Regions from separate parts of the Homo sapiens genome. Here region 2 is linked to region 1. Evidence: read pairs that join two places in POLR2A ChIA-PET (ENCODE). Cell type or tissue: OCI-LY7. All regions are shown on one strand. Links, peaks and the distances in the headings refer to the core of each region. The heading gives the core; the rest is flanking DNA.

Evidence for each region. Peaks named below come from ENCODE experiments on the same cell type or tissue, not always from the same donor. Only the 100,000 strongest peaks of a DNase experiment are listed, where the experiment ranks them.
Region 2: POLR2A ChIA-PET joins it to region 1 with 5 read pairs; 2 of 35 experiments call an interaction of 5 or more read pairs at or near these places.

The regions. Positions count from the first base shown.
Region 1 is chr4:140,839,328-140,842,248 of GRCh38, forward strand. No RefSeq gene overlaps it. Among named protein-coding and RNA genes, the nearest start is that of TBC1D9, 84 kb to the left of the region's middle. In OCI-LY7, for the core only: no CTCF peak of the experiment used is centred there; no DNase peak of the experiment used is centred there.
Region 2 is chr4:140,709,683-140,712,603 of GRCh38, forward strand. The region is part of intron 1 of TBC1D9 (TBC1 domain family member 9); the gene reads right to left. It overlaps TBC1D9-AS1 (TBC1D9 antisense RNA 1), which reads left to right and starts at 2,486. Exons shown (of 2, transcript XR_007058283.1): 1 at 2,486-2,601. In OCI-LY7, for the core only: no CTCF peak of the experiment used is centred there; DNase peaks (open chromatin) are centred at 1,299 and 1,569; H3K4me3 peaks cover 554 bases; H3K27ac peaks cover 902 bases.

The DNA of each region.
Region 1 (2,921 bases), core at 320-2,819:
CAATTTTCATATGTTTCAGATTCCAGGAGATGTTGATTTTTTTTTCCCTGTATGCTCAGTAAGATGGGCACGGTGAACATCAACTAAATATGAGTTGGATCAATGAACTAATGGAATAGCTTCAGTCAATACTGAACCTGTTAATGGTTTCTGGTCATCCTCTGACTTCTGCACGTCAGTCCTGGGGCCTGGCACAGGGATGCCTCAGCGTCTGGCTGGTTGAGCAGGAATCTAGAGCATTTTGATAAGTATCTGAGCAAGTCCCTAGTACTTAAAGTGAGGCCACCTTCAAATAAGTCATGACGGGATTTACATAAGGAAGAAAGGCCTGTCTGAGATGACGCTCTGTTAAGCCTCCATATCCAGGAATCTGCAACAAGCAGCACATTTTTCTGAACTCTGCAAGCTGGTTGGGGGTAAGAAATTATAGTAATTAGCAACATGGCAACAATTTAGTATCTAGAAGAAAACAGGTCCTGCTGATGCCACAAAAACAAGGAGGCAAAACAAAGCTCTCTCTGTGTGTAGCACCACCTTCTAAATTTGGGGGAAATTGCTGAAAAGGCATTACTGTGCCTTGAATGAGAGGTTGACCTAGAGAGGTCATCTGAATTTAAAAACCAGAGCTTATGCCTTTCAAAATCCTTAAGCCAGGCCTGCCTGAGCCATGGAGCAGCCCCTCCTCTCCCCAGCTGACTTTTCCCATGTCACCGTTCAGTGTGGCCAGCATTTCCTGATGCCTTGGGAGGATGGCCAATCTTGGTCTGGTTCCATCATAATAAAGATTCCCTGCTAGCAAGTTCTGGAAGACTTCAGTTTCCTTTTTAGAATAAGTCGTTTATGATTCTGTGCTTTGATGTGAAAATCCATGTGTCAGTTCATGGAGTTCATGGAAAGGAATGAAAAGCTTGTAAGACATGTTTGTACTCCCTGTGAGGTAGGCTTAACTGTGCCCAGAAAATAATAAATCTTCTAGGAAGAAGAGACTTCTTCCCACTCAATAAAAGCAATCACATATGCCTGTAAGCACCTCTACCTCAGCCTGGGAAACTGTTACAGCCTCTAAAAATGAACTTGTCTTGATCTAAGACCAGAAACTTGGGTGCTAGGCCCTTGGACAACAGAAAGGATAATCTGAATCATTCTTTTCTCTTTGCTCCTCCCCTAATCCTTTATTTACCCAAGTCAATGCAAGGTTAGAAGATTATGTCCATAAAGACCTGAGCTGGTGAAGGGCCTCAGAAATCCATGGAGTTTTGATTACATTTTACGTTTCATTCACAAAGCATCATTTATTAGCATGTGTGCAAATTGAGCCAGGTTATTTAACATTACAATTGTTTATTTTTTTCTGGATTCTGAGCATATATTCTTCTTGCCCTTCATTATCCAGGAAGGAGACTGACAGAAGGCATGGCGTCAATGACTACTTGTTTAATAAATAAATCAATAAGGAATGCTCTTTTTAAAATAAAATAAATGGAAGTATTTTTGATACATTTGCTGATTATAAAAATCTGTCCATTCATTGTAAAAAAATTAGCAACTCATAATGTATATAGAAATTTCTAACACACTATCTTCTCCTGGAGATAACCACATACACTTAGAGTTGAAAGAAAGAAAGAAAGAGCAGCTGGGTGTGATGGCCCATGCCTGTAATCCCAGCACTTTGGGAGGCCAAGGCAGGTGGATTGCTTGAGCTCAGGAGTTCAAGACCAGTCCGAGGCAATATAGTGAGACCCCTGTCGCTTTAAAAAAAAAAAAAAAAAAAGGGAAATACCTAAAGCGTGGGAGGCTTAAAACCTAGATGACAGGTTGATGGGTGCAGCAAACAACCATGGCACATGTATACCTACGTAACAAACCTGCATGTTCTGCACATGTATCCCAGAACTTAAAGTAAACAAACAAAAAAGAGCAGATGGAAGGTAGGAAAGATGAGAGGGGGGAAAAAAAAGCAAGAGAGGAAGAAAGCAAGCCAGCATGTGTAATAGTAACAAAGCTGCTATTGTTGGACTGTAGATTGTTTTTAGTTTTCACAATGATAAATAGTAACACAATTGATTCTTCCAATCCATGAACATGGGATATCTTTCCATTTACTTATGTCTTCTTCAGTTTCATTCATCAATGTTTTGTAGTTGTCTGTGTTCAGATCTTTCACCCCATTGGTTAAATCTATTCCTAAATATTTTATTCTCTTTGATGCCATTGTAAATGAGTTTGTTTTCTTCGTTTGTTTGTTTCTTTGCTTGTTTTTGAGACAAGGTCTTGCTCTGTCACCCAGGGTGGAGGGCAGTGGCACAATCACAGCTCACTACAGCCTGGAACTCTGCTGTGTTGCCCAGGCTGGTCTTGAACTCCCGGGCTCAAACAATCCTTCCTCCTTGGCCTCCCAAGGAGGTCCATGCTGAGATTACAGGCGTGAGCCACCGCTCCTGCCTTGAGATTGTTTTCTTAATTTTTTTTTTCAGGTAGTTTGTTGTTTGTATACTCTCTACTTATATTCTGATATCTTGCTCTAGTTTATTAATCTCTTCAAGTACTCTTAAATCCTTTCTGGAACAACACAGGCTACAGAAATAAATAAACAAACTAAACAATAAACATGCCTCCCTGACCTGCCTCATAGGTTGTTATGGGGATTAAATGAAATAGAACAAAATATAAGTTTTATGTATGCTGTGAGACAAGGTACTCATGAGAGGTACTCTATTCTTGAACTGCTGGGGTTGTTGTTTTAGAGACAGGGTGATGTTAATTTTTAACTTTTTTTTTTTTGTAGAGATGGGGTCTCACTATGTTGCTCAGATGCTCAGGCTGGTCTAAAACTCCTGACCCCAAGTAATTCTTCCTCATTGGCTTCTCAAAGTGCTGGTATTACAGGCATGTGCCGCTGCACCCAGCAGAAATACTCT
Region 2 (2,921 bases), core at 127-2,626, 130 kb before region 1:
TGGTTTCATGGAAGACAATTTTTCCATGGACCAGAGTTGGGGGTGGGGTGGTCTGGGGATGGTTTGAGGATGAAACTGTTCCACCTCAGATCATCAGGCATTAGATTGTCTTAAGGAGCTTGCAACCTAGATCCCTTGCATGTGCAGTTCGCAATAGGGTTCTCGTGCCTGTAAGAACCTAATGCTGCAGTTGATTTGAAACGAGGTGGAGCTCAAATGCTCCCTCACCTGCCACTCACCTCCTGCTGTGCAGCCCAGTTCCTAACAGGCCACGGACTGACAGGTACTTGTCTGCAGCCTGACAGTCAGGAACCCCTGCTTTAAACAGTATTAAATTAGGGGAGGAGAGGCTCTAGGGCAGTCATGTTCTTGGGACTGTGTTTCTTAGAATCATTTATATAGCTTTACAGAGCACACGCAATTCTATAACTCTCATTTGGGAAAAAATGACTGTTTTCACAATGCAAACCAATATAAAACTCAACAAACTAACATAAAACTCAACATATGTGAATGAAGGAGGCATGAGGGTTTTGTTGTATGTTTATCCCGAGGGGCACTGGTTAAAAAGTGCTGGGAATATGAACTAGTGTGTTAGGTGATCCCCGAGAGACCCCTGCCTCATTTCTTACAAAGAGGGGAGTGAGCTAAAGGGAGAAGAATGACAAAGCTAAGAGAGGTGGAGCGCCCACTCTGTAGAATTTTAAGCAGTATTCTGGATCACAGGGTCTTTGATATACATGTTCATATAAGTACTCACAAAGTAAATGCTCAACAAGAGAGAGAGAAGCCGTGACTTTCATATTTTCCACCTCAAAAGATAAAACACAGGCTGGGTTATGACTAAACAAACAGAGCAGAAAACTAAAATCTGAAGAGCATTTTATCTGTATCCAATTAGTATGTGCTGCTCAAATCTCCTAAGCACCCTCAAAAGGCCATGTCTTCCAGGAGCTGTTCCATTTCCCCTGCAAGCCCATCTCTTAAAGTCACAAGCACCTGCTCCTGCATAAAGTGAGAACAGTTGGAATGGATTTTTCCTTCTCCTGGGTGGGGGGGTGGTCTGAGGAAGGAATGATTCAAATACTTTATTACTGCAATACCTTGCTCTACACCCTAATCAGGACCAACTACATAATCTGTGGGGCCCAGTGCAAAAAGAATATTCAGGACCCCTTGTTAAAAAATTCTTCAGAATTTCAAGGCAGCAGCAGTAGAATATTAAGCCAAGCCCAGCGCTTTTCTAAGTGTAGGTTCCTGTGTACAAGCATACCTAGGAAGCTGGCCTTGAAACCCCAGCAGTGTGTTGGCTCATTCTTTCCCCACGAACAAGCTTGCTGCTTTCAGACTTTGTGCAGGACTCAAATCTGCTCTGATACGGACCAGTGAGGACAATGTGATTGAAGTTATTAAAAAATTACGCCAAGCCTTGTGTGATCTAATTCCTCAAAGAAGCCCCTCAAAAGGCGGGGGCTTAATTTAATTTCCCCTCAAGTCCCGTAATAGGAAAGTGGATGCTATTGTCTTAGATTTACAGCTGCTTCTGTGTGCAACAGGAAGTTATATTGATTCTAATCTTGGCTGTAGAGGCGGGTCTGAAAACCTAAAACTCAAAGGTCAAGGTCAGCCAAGGTCAACCTTGAGAGGTAGGAAGGAGGGGCCTTTTTGGTGTGGTAGGAAGAGTTCATCGCTATGAAGCCCACCTCTGTTTCTAAGAGATTAGCTATATCAATCCCCTCCTGGATACCTGGGGGCAATACCCCTCAGATCCCTTCTCTCAGGAAGGCCACATTTGCAGAAGCCACTCACTGTCCTGAGATGTCAACCCTTCTTCTAATTCATGTATCCTCTTACGTAATTCAACTGCCAATAATTGAGAGCATCGATAAGCTGAAGAACAACTTGGCAACGAAATAATATGAAATAGAAATAATTCTGAATTCAAAATTACATTTAGGTAATGACCTACAATGTCTAAATAAATTATAGTACATTGATATAATATGTAGACATTTAAAATCATACCTTCAAGTAATTATTTCATGACATGGTGAAATGCACCTAGCATATGAAAAACAGCACAAAACTAATTACTATTCTGTATGATCCCAATTTGTCTAAAAAAGTATAATATAACCTATATTACAAATTACAATACATGTATTAATTTTAAAGAATACAAAACTAAATATGAATATTAACATTAGTAGGTGAGATGACAATTCTGCTATTTTATGGTCTTCTGTGTTTTCAAAAATATCTCAAATGTACATTCAATACATTTATGATGAGAAAACAAAAAATATATAATTACCTCCAACCTTTTATTTTGGGCTTTTTTTACTCAAAGAGAGCTCATGCCATCAAGCAAACAGACAGTTACCATGGTTATACTAACGCTGCTACTTCACAACAGATAACCACAGGTTAGAAATCTTGTTGCTAGGTTGCAACATGCTAGCTAAGAGTCCATATCTAAATGAGAGGCTCCCTCAAAAACACACTTCCTTGGAGAGGGACCTGGCGTTTACATTTTAGAAATTTTTTTTTGAAGTTCATTTTTTCCCTCTGGTATACGGAGTTCATCAATGCTACAAACTGGTACGTATTCATACACACTGAATCACATTCCTTACTCCAGTTGCAGGCACTTGATGTTTAATAACTAGTTTATCTCAAGTCAGGAAGTTTACAGTGTCAAAATGAATCAAATTGATTTTACCATTTTTATCAAGTATTCTCTGAATATGCTCTTTAAAAAAAAAGAATATATATATATGCCAGGTGCGGTGGCTCAGGCCTGTAATCCCAGCACTTTGGGAGGCCCAGGCGGGCAAATCACGAGGTCAAGAGTTCGAGACCAGCCTAGCCAACATGGTGAAAGCCCATCTCTACTAAAAATACAAAAAATTAGCTAGGCG